Linked DNA regions of Homo sapiens: region 2 is linked to region 1. A link is a contact called in ENCODE Hi-C or POLR2A ChIA-PET data. All regions are on one chromosome and are shown on one strand. The core of a region is the stretch at or near the end of the contact, and the rest is flanking DNA. Distances in the headings are between cores, read along the strand shown. Region 1 holds the start of NAV2-AS3 (NAV2 antisense RNA 3). Region 2 overlaps NAV2 (neuron navigator 2).

Region 1 (5,007 bases), core at 1,602-4,101:
TCTGTGTCCACGTTTCAACCAAAAGTGTGTCCAAAAAATAGAGACAGGCTGACGTGTCTTCGAAGAAAAGTAATTATGTAGGATTGATTTGTTTTCTGTTTGTTCTTTCATTTCTTGCATCTGAGAGGTTTTTTTTTTTTTTTTTTTTTTATGTCATGCTCTATTAGAAATGCACTCGACTAGAGCAAGTCGGTACGTATTTCTTTCCTTCTCTGTCCCCTCTCTCCTCACACAGTTCTTGACAGAGGTGATTTCTGGTGAGATTAGTGGCAGTCAGTTTGTATTACTTATGCAGGCCATGTTGAACTGTGAACTTTGGAAATGAGAAGCCACCTTTCGCCGCTTCTGAAGGTGACTCACAAAGCCAGTTTCACTTGGTTCCACATTGTTGCATCATTACATTTAAAGAAAGGGAAGAAATCTGTTTACTAAATGTTAGACTTGAAGTCTGGAGTATTTGTTCTAGCAGGTCCTGTTAGATTCCACAGCTTTTTCATAGCTAGTGTCAGTTACCAACCTATTCTGTAGAGAAAGTTCCTTTTGTAAAAGGCATGTTGCCTTCACAGGTCTGTCTTGACTGGAGGGATGGTGAGGACTACCCTTCAAGTCTGGCCAGCTCCCAGAGGTCTGGGATGACTCAGACAGGACTAGGAAATGGTGTGTTCTGAAAAATCTGTAGAAGAAAGTACTGATGAGAAAATGCCCACCAAAAATTGAATACAGAATGTTGGAAGAATCGAAAAGTCGACGTTCTCTTTGAAACAGAAGCCAGAGCCTGTTACTCATTAGTACCTTCATGTATCCCCCATCTTACAGGCAGAGGCCTGGCATCCAAGATGTTCAAAACCATCCCCCAGGTCCCATGCAGCCCAGTTCCTAGCTGTGATCCCAGTGTTCTAACAATAGTGAACTACTTACCCTTCTCTGAACATACCTTCCCCTCTGCCATTTCTCTCTGCTTTTGCATAGGTTATCCATGTGTCTAGATGGATCCTCTTTTGGCTGGCAAACTCCTCCGCACCCTTTAGGGCCAACTTAAACAGCACTCCTCTGCGACGCTTTCTCCCGTGTGTTCTCAAAGCCAGTCATGCATTCATCTGTTATACCACTTTTATGTAGCAGTAGAGCTATTTGCATGTCTTAGTCCCTAGTAGGTTTTGAGCTTCACCAGAGCAGGAACTAGGTCTTGCCACTCCTGTAAGCAGCTAATGATTAGGAAGTGCTCCCTATATGCCAGGCACTGGGCTTTCTAAACATATGCACTGTCTCATTTAACCTGCCACAATCCTATGAGGGAACTTAAACTAGAAGAAATTGCGCTGAAATGCGACAGTTGGGATTTGAACTCACCTGCCTGCGCTGGGATCTTAACCACAGCTCTGTTTTCCTCATCTGAACAATAGAGATGACAATAACACTTGATAAGATTATTTTGAAGGTTGAATGCCATGATTTATGTGAAGCACTTAACACAGTACCCAGTGAGCATTTAGTACCATTAGTGCTTACTAACAATGATGTATACTAGGTCCTTCAGCCAGCAAGGGGCAGAGAAGGCATTTGAACAACTTGGGTCTAACAACAGTCATGTTCCTTAACCCTGATGCTCATGGGCCACCCCAGGGAAGCAAGAAAAACACCCCACAGACACCTTGTCCCTTTAGCAGAGGCTCTGACTCTTTCCATCCAGGGGTCTCTGGGGAAGCTTAAGAAGGTGGATGCGGAGAGCCGCCTCCACCCACCTATCATGGCAGAACTCGGGAGGGTAATGGGGAGATGGTTCAGTAGCTTAGCAACTGAGGCAAGAGTCCACTCAGAAGACATTAGGATGTTACCAGCACCTCATTAGGCTCCAGCACTAATTATTTATCTCTCCAAGGAGAAGGAAAGTGTGGCATGGGTGTTCTGAGATTGAGTTCTTGGATCAGCTGGTTCCTTTGCTTGTGACCTCAGACAAGTCATTTCTTCTTCACCCAGTGTGAGCCTCTTATAAAAGCTCCTCAAGTGGAGGATGAGGCCATCAGTCCTCTGGCTCCCTGAACCTTCAGAAACACAAGCTTTTTTAACACTTCTGGGCAAAAGCCAGTGTTTCAGATAAACACACCCGTGGCTGCTTCATCTGTAAATTATGCTTTCTTAAGGCCTTCACTTTGTTAAGGCAGTCTATATTGATGTATACAATAGCCAATTCCTATACAAATTTTGGTCCAGCAAACCCAAATTTGTATATTTTTCATTGACTGTATAATACAGGAGTTATTTAAAAATATATACAGAGCTGTTTGTAAATCATTGTAATTGGTGGATAATAATTTAGAAACATTTTAAATTAATTTCTTGAGTGTGAGGCTGGCTCTAACCACAGCTCTGTCTCTGGTGCTGTGCCGTCTCCCAAGGAGAGACATACAACAGAATTTATTTCAAAGAATATTGTTGTTTAAAAAACAGTTGAACATGTGTTTACATATCTCTAAAAGAAGAGGTAAGTTCCCCATTTTCCTTATCACTCTGCCTGCCCTCCCTCTACATGCGCACGATAAGTGAAATAGACTTGCAGTCTTGAAACTAGATCATTGTCAGACTAGTTGCATTCACCTCCCTGACTTTCATTTCTTCCTACAGTTTGAGAAGGCAGAAGATCCTGATTTAGCTTTGCCTTTCCCCTCCCCTCTGCCAAAACAAAGTCAGAATTCCCAACAGCAAGCCCAGCTCACATGTTCAGTTCCATTTCAGTCCCATTTCTCAGAGGCTTTCCCGCTTTTCTGGGGTTGTCGTTTTCTGATACATCCACGTTGCACCCGGGTGTAGCTGGGCTGGGGCTGCAACGTTTCTCAGCATTCTGTGTCTGGAATGCTCACCAGGCCCCACAGTCTGGCCTTAGCAGGAAGCCAGGGTTCTGTACATGTGGGCCTTGTCTACATGCCTGTGTGTGTGTAATTACCCAACCGTGTGTGTTGTTTCACCAGCAATAAAAATCCAGCAGGGAAATGAATGCTAAAATTAGTTTGTTTGTCCTTTGACAAGATCTCCCCAGTTGAAAGAATTTTGTTTATCTAACTGGCTGGGCAGACTTGGCTAAGATCAAAATTAACTGCCTTGCTTAATGGTGTAATAGATGGTATTTTGAAGAGCTTCCACTGAGTTCTCCTTGAAAGGACGTGGGGTCTAGAAAGTCCAGCCTCTGGCAAAGTTATGGCATTTTGGTGTAGGTGTTTTTTCCTCCTTGTGCTACCTGTAGGATGGATGCCCATAACCCATTACTCTACCCTGAGTCACTCTATCTGTTGGAGGGTGGCTGGATGGATGGATGATGGGTAGATTGGCAGATCGACAGTTTAATTTGCTTGTCATATGTCTTAAATGTAAGTTTGTTAAAGCTTAAGAGGAAAGAAAACCTGTAATCAGTGTTCTTGCAAAAAAAATTTGCACAGCCCTATGGCTGTGTCTTTGGGCTTCATTCATTCATGTGTTCATTCATTCAACAAAAACAGCATTTAATAAGCACCTAGTATGTACTAAGCTCATGGGATATAGATTTGAACAAAATAAGAATCTCTGCCTGCAAAGAGCTTACTATTTAGTGTGAGAGACATGCATTGAAGGGCAATTAAACAAATAATTATTTAACTATAGCTGTAATCATTTTTTATATTTTTATTGAGATTTAATTCATATATCATGAAATTCACCATTTTATTTATTTATTTTTGGGGTTTTCTTTTTTGTTTTGTTTTTGTTTTTGTTTTGTTTTGTTTTGTTTTTTGAGACGGAATCTCACTCTGTCGCCCAGGCTGGAGAGCAGTGGCACGATCTCGGCTCACTGCAACCTCCACCTCCCGGGTTCAAGTGATTCTCCTGCCTCAGCCTCCCAAGTAGCTGGGACTACAACAGGTGCATGCCACGTGCCCGGCTAAAAATTCACCATTTTAAAGCATACAATTTGATGGTTTTTAATGTATTCACAGAGTGGTTTTTAAAATGATAAAGTTGAGTGAAAACTTCAGTCTCTTCTGTTGCATTTTCAGCACAAGCACAAACACTTAGTCTGATTTACTCCAACAGATTTCTCATTATGTTGATATTGTGACCTTGGGGATCATTAATGTCATAAAGGGAGGAGCAGGGAACATTGGAGGTGTTGAATTTAGCCACAGTAGCTTAGAAGCTTCCTGGGTTCCTCTTACCCATTCTGGAAGGTGCTTTTCACATGAGATAACTCCAGTGAGAATTTTCTTCTCTGCCCCTTACTTGAACTTCCTGGTCTGGGCAGCCTCGTCTGCATCTCATAATTCTGTTCTTGAAAAATATATCCTAAAAAGGTCCCCAGCTACAGGTAGAAGAAATTCAAGGATTGGGAACCCTCAGGGTCGACTCCATATATGCAAAAGTTAAAATGGCAAGTGCAATTAAGCTTTCCATGACGTAGCTCAGCTGACCCTGTTTCAGAAAAATAATGACTCATTGGTCCTCTTACTACATATTACTTGATTTGAAATGTAAAATGCTTGCATTTTCAGATACCTTGCAGGGTGATCTGATGGGGCCCATAAGGGATTGAAGGGATCCAAGTTTGGTTTCTGGCTCTGCCCAAGTTTTGCTTTGCCTTCCTGTTCTCCTCTGAAGATGAGGGAAATGACAAAACCAGTCTCCTTTATGGGGGCTGTGAGGAAGCCAAGGTAGATATGAGGTACAGCTGCCTTGGACTGAGCTACCTCCTACTAGTGGCTAAGCTTTCAGGAACTTGTCTGGTTGGTAGACAATCAGCCATCTGTACAGAAAGTTCCAGACATCCTCCCTCTCAAGAACAGCACTGATTTCATCAGAAGACAGCTTTGTAGTATTACCAAAAAAAGAATAAACTAGCATTAGTGTTGTTCAGAGTTTTGTGGCAACCCCCTGAAAACATCAGTATCAAGGGTGAAATTCACCTCATGATCGTGACAACCGTAATGTCTTCCACTTATATAGCCTTACACAAATTTCAGTGCACTTTCATATTCCTTATCT
Region 2 (5,007 bases), core at 1-2,500, 46 kb before region 1:
GCAGCTGTGCCCGAGATGCCAAAAAAGTCCTCCAAGATTGCCAGCTTCATCCCCAAAGGGGGGAAGCTCAACAGTGCCAAGAAGGAGCCCATGGCCCCTTCCCACAGTGGAATACCAAAACCAGGAATGAAAAGCATGCCCGGGAAATCCCCAAGTGCCCCAGCGCCTTCCAAGGAAGGGGAGCGGAGCCGGAGTGGGAAGCTGAGCTCAGGACTCCCCCAGCAGAAGCCCCAGCTGGACGGCAGACACTCCAGTTCCTCTTCCAGCCTGGCGTCCTCAGAAGGAAAAGGCCCAGGAGGGACCACCCTGAACCACAGCATCAGCAGCCAGACTGTCAGTGGGTCTGTCGGGACCACCCAGACCACAGGAAGCAATACCGTCAGTGTTCAGCTACCTCAGCCCCAGCAGCAATACAACCATCCCAACACTGCCACGGTTGCACCTTTCCTGTACAGGTAGGAGCTGCCACCCACCTGTGCTGCCTGGGACATTGGGTAAAAGTTCCTTTATAGTGGATTCCGGGTCTGTAAGGGCAGAAGCTAGACTGTGCTCCAGGAATACTTAAGTCAGTAGCTAAGAAACCACGTGATGAACTCCTAAGAGAAGCAGACACAATGTGCTCCAGGGAGCAGTTCATACAGCACAGGTTGGGGAAGGAACAGAGAAAGCTGAAGAAGGGAAGTAAAATGTGAGCTGATCCCAGGATGCATAGGAAAGTGGGGACCCCAGGCCTTGTAGCAGCAGCTTCCCTGAGCAGAAAGCATGAAGGCCTAAATATGAGGGTGGGGGCGGTTTGGTGTCACCCGACAGTCCCCAGCATTAGTCCTAACACATCCCAACATACTTAAAAAATAAATAAAATAATAAACACCTGGCTCAATAACTAAGATTTCTTATAGCAGGGATTGCCTTGAACATCCAGATCCTCACAGTCCCTGCTGAGTGCTGGGGCTTTCTGAAGGGAGAGGGACATTGGGGAGAAGAGTAATGGTAGGGGAGGGGCTGGTCTAGAAGAACAAGAGCTCATGTTCTGAGGAGATAAGCCTGGGTGTTTGTGGAGATGGATGGATCCTTCTGTCTTTATCTGTCCCCTAGCCCCTGTCTCTTTGATGGCACATCCTCAGGACCATGGGAGACTGTGTGGAGCCAGTCCACACAGTGGTGCTGCTGCTCTGTGTGATTCTGGTCAGCGACATTGCTCATTGCTCAGGCTACACCACACCCCTTGCTGAATGAGGCACATGGGATTCAGGGGCCACGTCATACACATGGATGAGTCCACTCCAGGCAGATGGAAGCTCCCCAACCCCTGCCCTTAAAGTTCTTATCATTCCCAGAGCTTTCACTGACAGTGCCTGATTCGATCCTGTGCTGGAGATGAGCAGTGCATTTGGCCACATTGCACAATTGGATAACTAATACTTGTACACACAAAAGAGGATTAATGATCAAGTGTCACATTCTAGACACGTATTTTACAGTTGTAACTCAAGTGCATACAGATGCACAGCTGTACACTCACACTCATACAGCCATACATGTGGACACACATTAAAAGTCACATATAAGCATGGACACAAGTATACATTCATACATAAAATGCAAAGGCACATGTGCATACCCGTATTTACATACCTGTTCAGGTGCATAGGTGCATGCCCAGACTTTCAGCTTGCTATGTTTGTATGATTCCCCAAAGAATTCGATATTCCCTCTTTCCTCCTGAGCTGTGTTCTAGTGGTCTCTGTTACAGTTCCTGCCAATAGCTGGTGGAGGGACTGGCTTAAGTGCTTTCAAAGGAAAGCCAGCCAGCACCAGGCCAGCAAAGGAATGTCAGGCATTGCACTCCTTCCTTTTGTTCTGCTTGCATTCTCCTTCAGTGAGGGTCATACCAATCTTTTTAATTGGGAGAAGGTCTCATTTTATTGAATCAAGTCATCAGCTCAGCTCACAATCCTGAGAGAGCACCAGGGCTTAGATAATGACTCAGCTGGTCTACATACACGGCTTTTGTTTTGTTTTGTTTCTGTTTTTTTTTTTTTTTTTTTTTTTTGAGATGGAGTGTCGCTCTATCGCCATGGCTGGAGTGCAGTGGCACCATCTCAGCTCACTGCAACCTCTGCCTCCCAGGTACAAGCAATTCTCCTGCCTCAGCCTCTCCTGAGCAGCTGGGACTACAGGTGCATGCCGCCATGCCTGGCTAATTTTTTTTTTTTTTTTAATTTTAATACAGACAGGATTTCACCATGTTGTCCAGGCTGGTCTTGAACTCCTGAGCTCAGGCAGTCCACCCTCCTCAGCCTCCTAAAGTGCTAGGATTACAGGCATGAGCCACCGCGCCCAGCCATGAACTGTTCTCTGAAGTGTGGAGGCAACTAAATAGCTCCATATGAAATTTTTATAATTCCAATAGCATTATTAGTCTTAAGGTAATACATATTCAGGATTCACAGCTTCTCAATTTGCATTTTCAAAATTAAAATATGACAGTCTTTGATCACCATCAATCCCATTCCTTCTTTTTTTGTTGTTCGCTATAATCATTTGAAAGATTATAAAAGATATAACCTTTTTTTATTTCAAGCTTTTCTATCAGAAGAAAAAGTCTTAATGATAAAAAGCAAATGTCTGACAAAGAGGAGGAAGAGGAAAACGTCTATGATGTGGATCTGACTAGCCCCGTTTTTACGTTAATGCCCACTCTGGGTAACTAACGTCCTTCTGTCCCCTCTGAGTTGCCTTCATCTTTAGGGTAGTCTGGGAAGTGACGCTGGAAATAAGAGCACCAGGATACGAATCAGGACACCTGGGCCCTGTCCTTTATCAGCCCTTGGTGCCCTCTGAGGTCTTCGGCACTGGCTGCAGGAACAGGTATTGATCGAGTGTGGGTACAGAGTCCGCTAAGGGCTTTCCACATCTTAGCTCACTTCATTCTTCCCACACCTCCATGAGCTAGCAGCTTAGAGGTAATTAAGCAATTTGCCCCAAGTCACAGAACTAGACTAGAGGGGCTCATGTTTAAAACCAGGTGTAGGCTGGGCATGGTGGCTTACACCTGAAATCCCAGCACTTTGGAAGGTCAAGGTGGGCAGATCACTTGAGGTCAGGGGTTCAAGACCAGCCTGGCCAACATGGTGAAACCCTATCTCTACTAAAAATACAAAAATTAGCCTGGCGAGGTGGTGCACGCCTGTAGTCCCAACTACTCCGGAGGCTGAGGCATGAGAATCCCTTGAACCTGGGAAGCGGAGGTTGCAGTGAGCCATGATCACGCCACTGCACACCAGCCTGGGCAACAGAACGAGACTGTCTCAAAAACAAACAAACCAAAAAGCCAAGTCTGTCTAACTAGTGAGACCAGGCTCTTAACCACCAGTCTTGACTCTAAATCACTTTATCTTTATTGTCTTCATCTGGAAAATGAGAAGATTGGATTAGATTAGATTCTATAAAATGGTTTATTCTCCTTTTCTGCTCTAAAATTCTCTCCCTCAAGCTTATGGTTCACTATATATAACTTATAATTGCTCCCCCCCCGCCCACCAAAACCTCTCCATGTTAAAGTTGTTACCAAGGAGTAAAGGGAAGATGGGTCATTTTTTTAAAAATCACTCAGAATGAATTATATTTATCAATTCAGAAGTAACAGTGGATTCATCTATCACTTTATCACTTTATAGTTTACTAAGAGTTGTGTGTCACATCACCTTTCATTTTTATAGAACCAGAGGAGATTGCTATTATTATCCCCATTGTACAGATGAGGATGCTGAGATTCAAAGAGGTGGAGTGACAACTCAAGTTTTGCATGGCTAACAAGTTATAGATCTTAGACCTGGAGCTAGTCGAATATTTAGACTTCCAAGTCTAATGTTCCTTCTAGTACCTAGCATCTTCTGAGACTTAAACATTTCTTATTTATCCAGTCAACACACCCTTCTTGCGTTGCCTGTGTAGCATATGAACTTGAACTAACCTTTGCCTCTGAAGAGCTCTCAATCTAGTTGAGGAAAGATTTACATTTTCGCCAACAGGAGAATAAGGAGAGTGCTATAGGATCACATTTTAGCCAACAAGAGAATAAGGAGAGTGCTGTAGGAACTCCTGGCAAGGAGTCAAGGAAAGCTCTCAGGAAAAGATGACATGGAAGCTGCATCTTAAAGACAGATTAGCAGCGAACTAAGGAAGGAGGAGAAGGGCCTTTAGGCAGAGAGGTTGTAGTTACTGCAAAGATAAACCTGTTAAAGCCATGTGGAGAGAAGCCACATGTGGGTGCAGCATAGTAGAGTTGTATGTAAAGAGTTGGAAAGGCAGGAGATGGGGCTGGAAATAAAGGAAGAATGTGGCCATCATCTACCACAATAAGGGGTTTAGACCTTATTCTGTGGGTAATGGAAACCACCGAAGACAGTGATGTCATCACGTCAGTATTACAAAAGTCAATGAAAGATCGTGTGGGGAGTAGACCAAACTTAGGAAGAGTGTAGAATGGAGATCACAGATTCAGATGCCTAATTGGCCTCTAAATGGTCATCTAGATGGGTGGCTCAGGGTGAGTGGGCCTGTGGCAGAGGGAGCCACGCCTCTTTAGAGGGTGCAGCCACCACTTGGCACCAGCAGGTGGCGATCTGCAATAACAAAGACAGTCCTTTCCAAGCTTTATTGTTTTTACTGGACGAAGGCAGAAATGCAGATATTTATTGTGAAATATCCCGATTTTTAAATGTTGAACTAATTTTAAAACTTTAAAATATTATGCAGACCAGTAGGAATAAGTTGGGCTGGTTTCCACACCGGGCTGCCATTTGTAACCTCTAGGTGTGAGGTACCTGTTTCAAAGTACTCATAAGGCCTCAGCAGAGATGATGAGGGCTTGGACCCTGGCTGGAGGTGAAAGGAGCACAGGGAGTATGAAATCCTTTAAAGGTAAAGATAACAGAATTGAGAACGATGGCCTCAGTAGGAAGAACAAAGGAGGGAAGAACAGTTGGATGACTTGAGGTTTAT

What was found. Hi-C counts contacts between places; a loop is a spot of excess contacts on that map. ChIA-PET counts read pairs that join two places held with the same protein, here RNA polymerase II (POLR2A). Pooled maps may share reads with other maps.
Region 2: a loop to region 1 is called in a map of transverse colon, with 8 times the contacts of the local background. The contact joins the enhancer-like site here to the promoter of NAV2-AS3 in region 1. A Hi-C loop is called at or near these places in 1 of 168 maps with a recorded cell type or tissue (transverse colon), 4 of 37 single-sample maps with no recorded cell type and 1 of 50 pooled maps. POLR2A ChIA-PET finds 5 or more read pairs at or near these places in 2 of 52 experiments (A673 and Panc1).

Annotation. Positions count from the first base shown.
Region 1 is chr11:19,978,523-19,983,529 of GRCh38, forward strand. It overlaps NAV2-AS3 (NAV2 antisense RNA 3), which reads right to left and starts at 2,852. Exons shown (of 2, transcript NR_174949.1): 1 at 2,715-2,852; 2 at 177-673. The region is part of intron 10 of NAV2 (neuron navigator 2); the gene reads left to right. RefSeq lists an enhancer at 1-1,158 and a silencer at 461-755.
Region 2 is chr11:19,933,823-19,938,829 of GRCh38, forward strand. NAV2 (neuron navigator 2) reads left to right here. Exons shown (of 38, transcript NM_145117.5): 7 at 1-455. Among named protein-coding and RNA genes, the nearest start is that of NAV2-AS3, 45 kb to the right of the region's middle. Within about 2 kb of position 1,251, at least 7 of the 41 ENCODE cell types and tissues checked have a DNase peak (open chromatin) inside an H3K27ac peak, as active enhancers do.